Linked DNA regions of Homo sapiens: region 2 is linked to region 1. A link is an interaction called in ENCODE POLR2A ChIA-PET data of the cell type or tissue named here. Cell type or tissue: PC-9. All regions are shown on one strand.

The links. ChIA-PET counts read pairs that join two places held together with the same protein. Peaks named below come from ENCODE experiments on the same cell type or tissue, not always from the same donor. Only the 100,000 strongest peaks of a DNase experiment are listed, where the experiment ranks them.
Region 2: POLR2A ChIA-PET joins it to region 1 with 5 read pairs; 2 of 35 experiments call an interaction of 5 or more read pairs at or near these places.

Annotation. Positions count from the first base shown.
Region 1 is chr15:58,728,368-58,736,367 of GRCh38, reverse strand. All of the region lies in intron 1 of ADAM10 (ADAM metallopeptidase domain 10), which reads left to right. Among named protein-coding and RNA genes, the nearest start is that of ADAM10, 17 kb to the left of the region's middle. In PC-9, no CTCF peak of the experiment used is centred here; a DNase peak (open chromatin) is centred at 4,487; H3K27ac peaks cover 638 bases.
Region 2 is chr15:58,278,335-58,286,334 of GRCh38, reverse strand. No RefSeq gene overlaps it. Among named protein-coding and RNA genes, the nearest start is that of AQP9, 140 kb to the right of the region's middle. RefSeq lists an enhancer at 1,226-2,425. In PC-9, no CTCF peak of the experiment used is centred here; no DNase peak of the experiment used is centred here.

The sequences.
Region 1 (8,000 bases):
AATATATGCTAGCTTTTTGGCAACTAAAACTGAGAACAAGAAAGTTAAATGCTGTTGGTGCGCTTTTCTGTGTAGGTGAAATAAAGTAACAGAAGAGAAAGGAGAAGACGTTGACTTTGCAGAGTAACTATCTTGTAGGGTGGAGCTGTTTTTATGTAGGAATAATAGCACAATAACATAGCCTTGAGGTTACTGCATCATTATGGCCTCTTCTGGTGAAGATGTTAATAAGGATAAGCCTGGCTTAACAAGAACATGTTAGAGTAGGAGGAAAATTAATCATCCATCAAATAGAAAGATATTTAGCAAGATATAATTACCTAGAAACTGTCCTTAGTGGAAGCTGTCATTTTCCATTGATGTCAGATTAGTAACATTTTATTGTCCTCTAGGTTAAATGTATTTTATTTTCATCATTGTCAGGTAGCATGTATTTCTCCACTGTTAAAGTCTTTATGTGAAAATGCCTTTTGTAAGTATGTATAAAACCATTTCAGTTTTTTCATAGATAAATATATATGTAATCATTTTAGAGAACAGATACCAACTTGCTGGGTAGTAAGATTCATAACGCACTTCTGTGATTAGGAAAAATAAATTTTTAAAAGGCAGATTAGTAAATACCAGTTGACCCTCTGTGTCTGTGAATTTTGTATTCATGGATTAAACCAACCACGAATGAAAAAATTCAAAAAATGAAATTGAGTCTGTACTTAACATGTACAGACTTTTTTCTTGTTATTATTCCCTACACAACACAGTACAACAACTATTTATATAGGATTTACATTGTATTGTGTATTATAAGTAGTCTAGAGATTATTTAAAATATACATGGGTATGTGCATAGGTTGTATGCAAATACCGCGTCATTTTGTCAGGGATTTGAGCATCAATGGATTTGGATATCTGTGGGAAGTCCTTGAACCAACCCCCCAGGGATACCAAGGGACAATTTTATTTTATTCTTTATCAGGAGGGATAAAATTAGGAATTAAGATTGGCATTCTTTGAGTCCTTACTTGTTGTTCGTTTTGTCCTGCGTAGGTAATATATCTAATAGTGATGAAAGAACCTGGACTGGGAGAGTCTAGCAAGTAGTAAGGATCAGGATAGAGTAGGTGATAAGGAATCGGAGTAAACGATTAGGCAGCTTGGAACTAGGGAATCAGGAAGATCTATAACAAGGAGAGATTCCCAGATACAAAGGTGAGTGGGTCAGAGGCCAAGCTGTGTTCAGATAGAGATGGGTGAATAGTTAACATGTTTCAGTGAGATTTGATGATACCACATGCTCTATCTATACTTTCTGAGCTCTTGACTGATTGCTAAAGTTTAGAAATAAATCTCAGTTGATAGGTCCAGTCTCTGCATGTGGGAACAGGCAATTTTGTGATGTCTGACTGAGGTAGTAAGCAGTACAAGGGTTGAAGATTAGTCAGGGCTCCTGTGGAGTAAACCATGCCCATTTCAATCACTAGCTGTGGAAATCAAGGGTATATGTATATGTATATTTTTCTGTCTATAAGAAGTATATTCTTCTTTAGTATTGCATTGCTTGTTTTCCCCATCTTAGAGGTAGACGTCAGTTTAGTTTTTGAAAGGTTTTTGCCATGTGCTGTATTTTGATAATTTTTTTTCTTTTCAGTTTTTTTTTTTTTTAATTTTGAGACAGGGTCTCACTTTGTCACCCAGGCTGCATTGCAGTGGCACGATCTTGGCTCACTGCGGCCTCTACTTCCCAGGTTCAAGCGATCCTCCCACCTCAACCCCCCAAGTAGCTGGGATGACAGGTGCATGCCACCGTGCCCGGCTGATTTTTGTATTTGTTGTAGAGATGGCGTTTTGCCATCTTGCCCAGGCTGTCTTTTCAGTTTTTTGTCATATCAGAAATATGGTGACTTACCTTGTTTATGATGAAGGTAATTCGACTCATCGTAGATTAACATGAAATCATTGAAATCAAAGTTGAGTTCTTGGCACTGCCTCCTGTTTGCTATGTGACACTGGGTTTGTTACATATCACTCAAACCTCAGTTTTCTTTAAAATGGGCTAATAGTTCTCACTTGATTGGGTGGTTTAAATGAAAAAAATGTAGAGCAGTACAGAGCCTGGCAGATAGCAAGTGCTTGATACATTTTAATTATCATGACATCCAATTTATAAGCATTATTGTTTAATTTAGTTAAACAAGAAATTGATGTAATCAGGATATTGTTCTGTACATGGTAAGATTTCAGGGTACATTTAAGAAATTAGGATACTTTTAAAAATAAAATAGGATATATAGTTTGGGATTTTTAATTTTTCCCCTTTAAATATGTGAAATGTGAAACTTAAAAAATCATTTAAAAATGTTTGTTAGCCAGATTTTAATGTGAATTTGAATATATTGGATTTCTAAAACAAGAATGAGAAGCAACAGCCTTAGTGTAATATTATTTTTATATATATATATATAATGTAATGAAAAACTAAAGATATTCTATTAAAGTCAGGGACAAAGTGAACATGCCTACACTTGTTATTCAGCATGGTTTGGTACTCCTAGTTAGTGTAGTAAGTTAAAAAACAGATAAAATTATAAATAGATGAATAAAAGATTTAAATATGCAAAGCAGAACCAATAAAAGGCCAAGAAAGAAAATAAAGAATATTTTTGGAATTTTGCCTGCAAAATTTAGGGGCTCATGAATCCCCTATAGAGGTTATGCAGTTTCTCCCTCAGTATCTATGGGGATTGGTTCCATGAATGCTCAAGTCCCTTATATAAAAAGGTATACTATTTGCATATAACCTGTGCACATCCTTCCCTGTACTTTATTTTTGTTTTAAAGGGTTAAACAATAAGGCCTTTATCTGCACAAATCAGGGTAGAATGAGGCAGGCAGTTCCAGGATTGGCTGATTCGGAAACTGGCTAGACAAATCCATCTCAGCTACCATTGTCCACAAAAAAGGGGGACCTCTGGAAATCCACAGCAGACCCCAACCCAGGTCTTTTGGGCAGGAGCTGGGTCATTTCCACACTGAAACCACTCTGAGGGAGGGGATGAAGAACCACCAGGTTTTGTTCACTCACCTAGTTGTAGGTAATCTCTACATTGTGGATAGATGGAGCAGTTCAACTTCTGGCTGACAGCTCACATTCAGAGGTCACTGTCAGCTCTTCTCTTTTATGATCATGCTATTTTGAACAATGAGACAACATCTGCCATGCACTCTTAAGGCCTCTGTCCAGTGTGAACTCTAATGCCTAATGAGGTTAGGCCTTGACTGTATGCTTTTTTACATCCGCTACACTTCTACATTTATAAGGCCTTTCTCTGTGTGAACTTTCATGTGCCAAGCAAGGTGGAAGTTTCTGCATTCCCATATTTCCTGCATACATAAGGCCTTGTTCCATCACGAATTCTCTTATATGCTGTAAGATAGGAATTGTGGCTGAAGAATTTTCCACATTTACAACACTTAGAAGTCTCTTTTCCAGTGTGAACTTTCTGGTGCTCAACAAATGTGTCTTTATAGATAAAAAGACTTGTCACATGATCTGCACTCATAAGGCCTTTCTCCACTATGAATTCTCTGCTGCTGAACAAGATAGGATCTTCTAATAAAGGATTTATCACATTAAGCTCACTCTTTTTTTTTTTTTTTTTGAGATGGAGTCTTGCTCTGTTGCCCATGCTGGAGTGCAACAGCAAGATCTCGGCTCACTGCAACCTCCGCCTTCCTGGGTTCAAGTGATTTTCCTGCCTCAGCCACCCAAGTAGCTGGGACTACAGGTGTGTACCACCATGCCTGGCTAATTTTTGTATTTTTAGTAGAGACGGGGTTTCACCATGTTGGTCAGGCTGGTCTCGAACCCCTGACCTCAGGTGATCTGCCCTCCTCAACCTCCCAAAGTGCTGGAATTACAGGCATGAGCCACCATGCCTGGCTTTAAGCTCATTCTTTGTATGACCTCTTTAAAGTATGAGGGTTGGAGGTGGAGCCAAATAATTTCCCGCAATCACTGCATTTATAAGGTATTTCTTTGCTGTGAATTCTTCTTTGTACTGTAAAGTAGGAGTTGTGACTAAAGGTTTTCTCCACATTCACCACACTCCTAAGGCTTTACTCCGTCATGGATTTTCTGTTGCTGAACAAGTTTATCTTTGCAGTTGAAGGCTTTCCCACATCACTGCACTTGCAGCCCCTTTGTCCAGTGTGAAAGGCCTCCCTACTCTCAGTACTTTGGTGTGGCTTCTTCCCCATTGGGAGGGGCCTGGTGCTTGAAAACTTCAAAGCTATTCAAGAAGTATTTTCCACCCTTCCTGCTAGTGAAAACCTTCTTTGACATGTAGGATCTGCAGATCTTCACAAACACCAGGCTCTTTTCCTTCTAGAAGATTTCTGTCTGCTGCCTCTGAATCTGGTCTAGGTTACAGTGAACCAGAAGTCTCCACCCCATGACTCACATGTGTGTGGTTGCTATTCAGAGAATGTTCCCCTTGTCCAGCTAGATGGAAAAACGTCTTTCAAGACCAGGCCGCACATGTCATGGGGTGGGCTTTCTGACCTGCCTTAGGAATTCTCACCTGTGACACTCTTAAAGAAACACCCTGCTTGGAAGGTGCATGTTCATCCTCCACTCCATACCAGTTACCTTGGGTGGGGTCACCTCAGGGTGCTTGTTGCCTTCTGAGCCTCACTGCAAAATGCCCTCTCATACTTGAATTTTAATTTTTTTATTTTTTTGAGACAGGGTCTCACTCTCTCACTCAGGCTGGAGTGCAGTGGTGTGAATACGGCTAACCCCAGCCTCGACTTCGTGGGCTCAGGTGATTCTCCCACCTCAGCCTCTTGAGCAGCTGGGACAACAAGTGTGTGCCACCACACCTGGCTAGTTTTTTGTATTTTTTTTGTTGTTGTTGAGACGGGGCTTTGCTATGTTGCCCAGGCTGGTCTCTAATTCCTGGGTTTAAGCGATCTGCCCGCCTCGGCCCCCCAAAGTGTTAGGATTACAGGTGTGAGCCACTGCACCTGGCCCCTCCCATATACTTTAAACCATCTCCAGATTTCTTATAATACTTAATATAATGCCAGCACTTCATTTGTGTGGATTCAGCATAGTACTCAGTGTACAGCAAATTCAGGTTTTGTCTTTTGGAACTTTGTGGATTTTTTTTCCCCTTCAGTATTTTGAATCCACAGTTGGTTGAATTCCACTAATGCAGAACCCATGAATACAGAGGACTGACTCTATCAGTGAGGGTTTTCCAGAGAGACAGAACCAATAGGATATACATATGTACAGATAGATACATGAGAGAGGATTTATTAGGGGAATTGGCTTACACGATTATACAGACTGAAAAGTCCCATGATAGGCAGTCTGCAAGCTGGAGACCCTAGGATGCTGGTAGTATGGCTCATTTTAGTCTTAATGTCTGGGAACCAGGGAAGCTGATATTTTAACTCTGTCTGAGGCTGAAGGCCGCAGAGGCTGGAGTCCTGATGTCCCGAGGGGAAAGAGAGGGAGAATTTTCTTTTCCTCCACCTTTTTGTTTTTTTCCTGGCCTTTAGCCAATTGGATGGTGCCTGCCCACAGTGCAGGTGGATCTTCCCCAGTCAGCCCACCACTCCACCCGCCAGTCTTCACTGGAAGCACCCTCAGAGACACATCCAGAAATAATGCTTTACCAGCTCTCTAGGTCTTCCTTAATCTAGTCAAGTTGACACCTAAAATTAACTAACACAGAGGTTTGTGGATTTCAGGTTAGTATTCCTCTTGTAGAGGAAAAAAAGGTGAATTATAACCAAAGGCAGATGAAACTAAGTGTTTAAGTGACTTACCAAAGATTTGATACCTGTTCTGTAACATTTTGTAGGATGAAACTAAGTGTTTAAGTGACTTACCAAAGATTTAATACCTGTTCTGTAACATTTTGTAATACTTCGCTTATTCAACTCTGCTGTTGTGTGAAAGCAGAGATAGAAAATATGTAAATGAATGAGCATAGCAGTGTTGTAAAAACAGGTGGCCAGCTGGAACTGGCCTTTGGGTAACAGTTTGCCAACCCTTCTTCTACGTTATTTGGAAACTTTTTCTACTCAGTATATTGCCTGAGACATCAGTTGAGGTATTTTTTGCTTAAATGGTAGCACCCATGGTGTACCTATCCCTATTAATGTATTGTTAAATGCTTACATTAAAGCAAGTGTGTAGAAATAAGGATATACAGGTTGAGTATCCTTATTTGAAATACTTGGAACCAAAAGTGTTTTGGATCTTTAAATTTTCCGATTTTGGGAATATTTGCATTATGCTTACGATTTCCTAATGTGAAAATCTAAAGTGCTTCAATGAGTTTTTTTTTTTGTTTGTTTGTTTGTTTTGTTTTTGTTTTTGTTTTTGTTTTTTTTTACAGAGCCTCGTTCTGTTGCTTACGCTGGAGTACAGTGGCACGGTCTTGGCTCGCCGCAGCCTCCGCCTCCTGGGTTCAAGCGGTTCTTCTGCCTCAGCCTTCCAAGTAGCTGGGATTACAGGGGTGTGCCACCACTCCTGGCTAATTTTGTATTTTTACTAGAGACGGTGTTTCGCCATGTTGGCCAGGCTGTCTCAAACTCCTGACCTCAAGTGATCCGCCTGCCTTGGCCTCCCAAAGTGCTGGGATTACAAGCGTGAGCCCCTGCGCCTGGCTGAGCTTTTCTTTTCAGCATCATGTTGGAGCTCAAAAAATTTTAGATTTTGGAACATTTTGGATTTCAGATTTTTGGATACTCAACCTGTATAGCTGCTGGTAGAAGTCACGGAATTTCTGAATGAAGAAAGGTTACAGTGCTTCTCAAACTTGAATGTGCATACAGATCACTCTGGGGTAGTCTGGGGTAGAGCCTGAGTCATTTGTGGGGTCAGTAGATCTGCTGGGAGCCTAGGATTCTGCATTGCTAACACTTTCCCCGGAGATACCTATGCTGTTAGTCGCTGAAAAACAGTTTGAATTAACAAGATTCTGTGTTCAGAAAATTGTAAAATGCTAGATACGGAACAAGATTTAATTGGATAAAGACTTAAACATCCATAAACACAATTTCCAGTCTCAGTGATAGTAGTTGAAAGAACTTGTTAGTTGAACACATAGTGAGTAGTAGGCCTCCATATTTTCTTTTCTTTCTTTTTTTTAAAAAATAGAGACAGGGTCTCGCTATGTTGCCCAGGCTGGTTTCAAACTCCTGGGCTCAAGCAGTTCTTCTGCCTTAGCCTCCCAAAGTGCTGGGATTACATGTGTGAGCCACTGCACATGGCTCATATTTTCTTTTATTTTAGATTCAGTGTTGAATTGGACCTTCTGGTCTTCTAAGAAGTTCTTGAAAATGGCTTAGTTGCTGTTTTCTCAATGGATATTTTGCCTTGATGTTGGTTTCCCCCAATGTTCTTTTAAGACCTGTGGTCACTGGTTGTCATTTAATCTTTTATTTCCCCATCTCTTACTACTTATGTCCTATTAGCAAACTACAGTTATGTAGGAATATTGAATCATTACAGGCTGCTTAGTATTGGAAGTAGGTAGAATGTTAATTCATTTATTTTACTGAGAAGATAACTTGGAATATTTTGAATTCTCTTTTTGATTTGTCTTTGTTTTTGATCCTGGATTTTAAAAAATTTTGTAACTTAGGGAAATTTTATAACTTTTGTAACTTTATAAATTTTATATCTTAGGGAAAAAGTAGGAAGGCCAGAAACCCATATACCTACCACTTTGCTGCAACATTTTTCTTTTTTCTTTTCTTTTTTTTTAAAAAATAGAGATGGAATCTCGCTATGTTGCCCAGGCTGGTCTCGAATGCCTCACCTTAAGCTGTCTTCTTTGGCCTCCCAAAATGCTGGGCTTATAGGTGTGAGCCACCACACCTGGCCTCAATATTTTTATTTAAAAAAAAATCTAGTCAGCTTTATTGAGGTATAGTTTACATACAATAAAATTCAACAATTTTTTAAGTGTACGAATTCA
Region 2 (8,000 bases), 450 kb after region 1:
AATTTTATAAACCTGTTTTACATTCAAACCATCAGAAAGATGTACTGAAATCAGGTTTCATTTTGGAATTGCTTTTGTGGTGTCAACATGTCACATAATTTCTTCAGAAAACAGCAATTTGGTCTGAGAACACCTGCAAGTCTCTGGAACGCTCGCCCTAGTACACTACTATAAGTTTTTAAAATAAGTTTAGATGTTCTCACAGATTGTGACATATCTTTGTATTATGAGCAAACAGTATCTGTGTATTTAGAATCAGCATGAAAGGGAAATACATGGGCTCTTTGAACACACACCAGCAGCTGTTGAGGTCAGGGACCTACAGGGACTCTCAATCCAGTGCCTTGTAGGATTTCACTAGCTTTTACTTTAATGTTGGAGGAAGAGACTAAGACAGTAGAATAAAAGTTATTCTATTTTACTTACTTTAGCTTCCTGCCTGGGGACTCCCAAACAGTAAGTCTACTCATAAAGGAGTCACCTTTATCTCCATTTGCTGCCAAGGTCTCAAGTGACCAGGTTAAGTCACCCAAAGCCTCACAGCTAGGGAGTAGCACTGTAGGAATTCTAACATCTACGCCACACTGCACCTGGAGACATGGTGTATTTGGGTGTGGCCATGGGGCCTGGTCACTCGAGGGTAAATGTGATGGTAACTGGGCAAGGGGACCCTGAAGAGGCTTGAAGGAGATTTTGAGAACAATCCATTTTTCATTTTGTCCAAGCCCAGGCCTCATCTGGACTCCAGCTCGTTTGTCAGGGCTGCAGAGCTGTACTCCTCTCACGCAACTCCCTGGTTGATGCTTTCTTGGTGAATGATTAGATGAGGTGTATCGATGTTTCCCTGAACCGTGTTGCTTCTGCAATCATTAACATGACCCTTTATCTCCTCTCTTGTTACCCCATCTAAGCCAGTTGTGAAAGAGATAAAGTCCCAAGCACTACATCTCAATCCTAGGTCTTCATCAGCACATGTCAGCATTGATTTATTGCAAAGGCGCCCCGCTTTCCACCCTCTCTGGGAGCTAGGCCTGGGCCACACAGGCTCCCCACATAGTCCATTCTCAGCAGCCTCTGCCTGAGGCCTGCCAGAGAGCTCCGTGGGCCGTCACCTTGACCGGCTCCTTTTCCTGCTCAAAACCTTTGCAGCTCTCCACTGACTCCAGAACAAGGTCTGCATTTCTTGCTGTGGACACCTCAGGACACCTCCAGGAGAGTCTCTCTGACTTTCCTGACATAGCTCCTATGCACCCTCCAGGAGTCAAAAAGAAAGCTTCGCAACTCCCTGAACACGCTGTTTTCCTGCACTGGTGCTTTGCTCCTGTGCCTCCTACAAAGGATGCCCTGGCTTTCCCTCTCTGCAATCTAAACGCTGTTTCTTTTCAAGTCTGGATCCATCTAGTTTCAAGTCTGGATTCATCTAGTTTAGGTATTGCTTATTAATTTCCTGCTGTGACAAATGAAGATTTAGTTAATTGCTTCACCCTGTTCTGCCACATACCCTTATTCTGTAACACTGTAATGCCAGCACCTCCATCCAGCCTTCCCCAGCCTCACCGATGTGGCTCTCCGTGACAACACGAAGGTTCATGCAGTCCTGGGAATGAGCCATGTACCCTTCTGAATGCTTTACCTGGGAGACTTCATTTCATCTTCCCAGCTAGTGAGGCAGGGACTGGTCTTAGGTGACGAAACTGAGTTTTAAAAAAGTCAGCTTGCCTAAGGATCTCGACCTAAGAGTGTTGAATTGGGATGGGCATCTGAGTGTGCCTGGGCTCATGGCCCTGGCTTTCCTGGTATGCGCCACAGCCCTTAGTGATTCATGTCACTGACTGTCGGTCCCACTGTAAAAGGCTCTGATGTCCTGGTAAGTGGGAGACTGCTCCAACTCACCTTTGCTCACCCAGCTGATTCTAGAATGGATTGGACACTGAATAAAAGAGGAAAAGGTGGGGTTCTTCTACATGGAAGGGCAGAAGCGTTTGTGACAGGGTTCCCCCTGTGGCCTGCTGGGCTGTAGGGTTTTTCCCCTCCCTCCTTCTCCCTGTGCCCAAGGACCTCCTGTCCTTCTCCACTCCATCCCCGTACCACTGTCCAGCTGCCATAGTGCTCAGGGGACCTGCAGCCTTCTTCCCACTTCTCTTCTTCCATCCAAGCTGCCTTGAACTCCTCACTTCCATGTATCTTTCCTTGTCTGGCCTCCCCTGGGTTGGAATATTTGTCTTCCCTTCTTTGACGCTGCAACTTGGAAATGAAGCCCAGCCTCAGTGCCTTAGCTGAGTGCGACCACCTCCTCTATCTCTGCTCGCCGATGCTTCTAGCACTTGCAATCAGTCCTGTGTCCAGACTCTGAATCATAGGCTGCCAGGTAATTGATCCATTCCTCCATTAGCATGTATTTATCTAGGTCTTATTATGTGTGGGGCCTGGTGGGGCAGTAATGAACGAAGAGTAATGGCCCCTGACTGCATGGGTCCCTACAGTCTAGTGTAATGGACTATAATTGGGTAGTGGGTGTCATTCTGTCTCCTCACTTAGACTTCCAATTCCTTGCTGGTAGGAACCTATTTTCTGGTTCTTTTGGGGTCTCCACACGGCTTAATACAGCACTGCACACAACATACAACCAGTAGCAACAGATAATGTATAGTGAGTTATAAAATGTTTACAGTTTAAGAAATATTTTTGACATATATGATCATATTTTTTAACTGAATCCTTAGTCTCATGGAGTGGGCAGGATATGACGGAAGAATGTGGGTTCTGAGTGGTTTAATGATATTATACTTCTTAAGATCCATATTCAATAAATGCTATTCAGCATTTATTAAGCGAGGATAGGGGAAACTGTCTTTTTAGTGTTTTTTTTTTTTTTTGTTGTTGTTGTTATTGTTTTTGTCCAGAGCAAGGGATTGACTCTTATATGATATTAGAAATGTTAATTTTTATACAACATGTACATGTTTAAAAAGAGTCCTACAGAAGGACTTAGAATGAAGGAAAACGTGTCCCTATTCTTTCTTACTCCCTGGGGTGATTAATGTTATGTGTTAACTTGATAGGGTCAAGGGATGCCCAGATTTTTTGCTAAATACCATTTCCGGGCATGTCTGTGAAGGTGTTTCTGGATGAGATTAGCATTTGACTTGGGCTGAAAAAAAGACCACCCTCCCCCGTGTACATCACCTGTTGAAGGTCTGAATAGAACAAAAAGGCAGAGGAAAGGAGAATTCGCTCTCTGCTTCAGCAGGGACCTCAGTCTTCTTCTGACCTTGGACGTAAATGCTGCTGGTTCTCAGGTCTTCAGACCTGGACTCACACCATTGGTTCTCCTGGTTCTCAGGCTTTCAGATTCAGACTGGAACTTCACCACCAGCCTTCCTGGGCCTCAAGCTTGCAGACGGCAGATGGTGAGACTTCTCAGCCTCCATAATTTTTTCCGCCAATTCCTTTTAGTAAATCTCTTTATATATATATATATATATATATATATATATATATATATATATATGCACACACATATATATATGTATATATATATGTATATATACGTATATATATATATGTATATATATATATATCTCCTGTTGGTTCTGTTTCTCTGGACAACCTTGAATAATATACCCCAGTTCTACTTCCTAGAGAGAACCAATTTTAACTTCCTAATGTTGTTGCTTTGAGAGAAATGTAAATAATTGTGGGCAGAGGACAGACCATAGTAGATTGCACATGTGGCCACAAAGTCCTCCTAACTGGTTTTGTTCACCCCTTAGCAGCATGACTTCGCTGCTCCTCCTCCCCCATCAGGAGGCAGAATTTCTCCAACCTTTGAATCCAGGCTGACCTTCTGACCTCCTTTGTTCAGTAGCATAAGGCAGAAGCAACATTTTATAAAGTTGGAGGTTAGGACTTAAGAAGCCTTGCAGCTTCTGCTTTTGACCTTTTGGAATGCTGTCCTGAGACTGTCATTTAAAGAAGCTGCTCTAGCCTACAGAAGAATGAGAGGCCACGTAGAGGAGAACTGATGTGTCCCAGCCATCAGCCAGCACCAACTGCCAGATGTGCTAATGAGACCTGCTTGGAATGTCCAGCCCAGCCATGTCTCCAGCCAGATGCAGCCTATGGCTGAGCCCAAGCAAGATAAACAGCCAAGGAGGAACTGCCCAGTTCACCCATAAAATCATGAGAAATAACATAGTTGTTTTAAGATACTAAGTTGGGCTGGGTGCAGTGGATCGTGCCTGTGATCCCAGCACTTTGGGAGGCCAAGGCAGATGGATCACGAGGTCAGGAGATCGAGACCATCCTGGCTAACACAGTGAAGCTCTGTCTCTGCTAAAAATACAAAAGAAAAAAAAAATTAGCTGGGCGTGGTGGAATGCGCCTGTGGTCCCAGCTACTCGGAAGGCTGAGGCAGAAGAATTGCTTGAACCTGGGAGGTGAAGGTTGCAGTGAGCCAAGATTGCACCACTGTACTCCAGCCTGGGTGACAGAGCGAGACTCCATCTCAAAAAAAAAAAAAAAAAAAAAAAGATACTAAGTTGGTTTTTTTCATCTAGTTTAGGCATTGTTTATTAATTCCCTGCTATGGACAAATGAAGATTTAGTTCATTGCTTCACCCTATTCTGCCACATACCCTTATTCTGTAACATTATTCTTGATTTCTCCATTCATCATCTTTGCAACCTTGAAATAGTTAAGCTTACATTTCTTATTCCATGAATCTCAATATCTATCAACTCTCCACTTTCTAAGATGAAAACGTTGTTGCTCCCTTCTTCTTTCTACCTGTGCCATCCTCTTTTGCCTTCCAGTTTCTTGGGGATCTACATTTTCTTTCCTGCTTAAGGAAGCTTTTAGTTGAAGTATAATTGCACTTTAAAAAAGTACAGAAACCGTAAGTGTCAAGCTTGATAAGTTTTTGCCAAGTGACCACACCTCTGTAATCCTTACCTAGTTCTAGAAATAGAACTTTATCCTCATTCAGAAGTCTCCTAGTTTCCCTCCCACCTACTTGCTACCAAATGTCACCATTATCCCGACTTCTAACACTACGAATAAGTTTAGCCTGCTTTTGAATTTTATATAAATAATGACTATACAGTATGTCCTCTTCTGTAGATGGCTTCTTTTTTCAACATTATGTTTGTGAGATTTATCCCTATTGTTGAAATACTTAGATGTCATTCCTTCTTATTGATGTACAGTATTTCATGGTGTGAAATGGTTACACTTTAATTATCCAATCTAACGTTGATGGACACCTACGGTCTTTACAATATTTAAATATTAGCAATAGCACTAAAATAGCGTTGCTATATGTAGTTTTTGATGAACTTATGTATGTATTTCTGTTGAATATATACCTAGAAATAGAAGTACCGGGTCATAGGGTGGGTATATGTTCAGCTTTACTAGATAGCGTAAAATAGTTTTGTAAAGTGGTTGTACTAATTTGCACTCCAACCAGCAGTGTGTGAGAGTCATACTTTCCTTACATGTTTGCCATCATTTGAAATAATTTGATTTTTTGTTATAGCATTGTGGGGTGGGTAGTGGTATAAAACTGTGTTTTTAATTTGCATACATCTGATACTTTGATTTTTTAATGCTCCTTTAACGGAGTCATCTAAAATTGGTCACGTTTTATTTGTTTGTGCTGACAAATGAAATAAGCAGTGTTTTATATATGTGACCTTGTATTCAGTGACCCTGCTGAATTTACTTAATAATTCTGAAACTTTCCTTTGGATATTTTTAGATTTTTATGTACATAACCATATTGTTTGTGAATAAAGTAGTAGTATTTTTTTTCTCCCTAATCCTTGTGATTTCTTTTCTTGCCTCAGTGTGTTGGCTAGAACCAGCACAATGATGAATGAAAGAGAAGATTCTCTCATCCTTCCATCTTTGTCTCATTGCTCATCTCAGCATTTTACCATGAAGCAAGGTGTTTGCTGTGGATTTTGTATAGATAGTCTTAAGCCGACTGAAGAAGTTTACCTTTATTCCCAGTGTGCTCAGTTATCAATTGCTTTTCTGCATCTGTTGAATTGCCATACACATTCCACCCCTCTTTTTTGTTATTAATGTGGTGAATTAAATGAGTTGATTTGCAAATATTAAACCACCTTTGAATTATTACAATAATCCCTACTTGATTGTGATGTATGATCTTTTTTGTATATCACTAGATTTGATTTATAAATTTTTTCGTTAAAATTTATGCCTCTATGTTCATGAAGGAGATTGGCTTGTGGGAATCCTAAGAGCCTAATGTTGTTACTTTTATCTGGAGAAATTTTGCATTTGTTTCCTTCAGGAACTGGGGGTGCTACCAAGAATATTTCAGCCCCCTTTAAGAGTCCTAGCTCAATGATGGATGACTATCCGATTTAGCTCTGGGGTTTAGTTGATAACAGCAGAGCTGTTATCAACTTTTGCCTCTGGGGCAATCTTGCCTTTGCATCATCATAATCTGTCTCTCTCTCTCTCTCTTTTTGTAATGGGCAAACTTATATATACAAGGTAAATATGCAAAGGGACAAATCACCCAACTAGAAATTGTGCTTGCATAGCGGCAGTTTTCCCACATTTAGACTATGCTTTGTGCTTGAGTCAAGCACCAGGTTAAAAATGAAAGCCACCTGCTGAATATAGTGTCTCATGGAAGGCCACACAGCACACACAGCCCTCAACTTTTCTCCTCCCCCAGTTTATCCATATAACCTACAAGTATGTATTGCACTGTTCTCCCAAGCTTGTGTATTCTTTTTAAGATAATTTTTAAAGAGAACGTTCCAAACATGGTGAAACATTCTGGCTATATGAATCCAAGTAGTGAACAAACAAAGGAAGCTTTAAAGTATTGTGGAGAAACTTAGAGTTACAATTTTAAAAGAGGCACGTGAACAGGGGATAGCCAAGAAACAAAGGAGCCCACATTGCATTCCACCAGAGACAGCACTGAAAATAAAAGCAAAGAGAGATGATCACGTCCCAGTTATCATCTGTGCTAATTGGGACTGGGAAGGGTTTGCCAAGGATTGGAGCTGCAGACTCCAGTGCTCAGAGCAGCAGGATGGCACTTGGTGTCTGGATGCCTTTGGAGTTGCACATACAGCTTCTTTATGAAAGGAAGAAACTGGAAGACAACAAAGGTAGGGTTCTATTTCAAGCCAGAGTAAAAGAAAGAAATGCAGACAATGAGCCACAACCTTCCACCTCGGGGGTCACCACATCTCAGCCTGAGAATGACGTTGTCCCTTCTTACTACCTCTTCTCCACAGCATTTGACCACAGCAAGCACGTTTAAATGTTTTGTCTATGATTACAATATTATTTATTTATAGAAAACAAAAAATGGCAGTAGCATTTGTGTATGTGTTTATTTACTTTTGTTATTACAGTTCAGTAAATTTTTTATGAGACTATACAGGTTTGGAGTGTTTTCTCCAATCCCAGCTTTCTTGTATGTCCTGTTCTTTTTATTATGCACAATTCCATCTCTTGGTGGTTTTAGAACCATATACCACATGAAGGGTGAAATTTCTTCATACTGATCACTGCTTACTCCTCTGTGTTTGGCTCACTTTTTCTTTTTCTTTGTCTTTTCTCCCTCCTTTTCCTCCTTCATTCCTTCTTTTTTTTTTTGACTTCTGGCTTTTGGAGATTTCCCTCACTTTCTTCTGATCCCAGCAAGGCATTTAAAGTCATGTTGGTTGTAATTTATGTAGGATTCAGTTTTTAGCAGCAGGACCTTGCAGAATATTCAATCTACTGCACTCCCAGAAATGAAAGTCTCTCCCCACCTTTCCTCTTGCATAAATTTGTGGAAGTCTCTCATTCGTCGTCGATGGTCTTTTCTGATTTTCTTCATTGTCATTGACTTTGTCCCTTTTCATTCCTTCAGTTCCATCTTAATGTGGTCACTGGAGGGAGAAGAGATAAATGTATGTGTGTTCACACATTACTCGGAACCACAAACCAGAACTGTTTT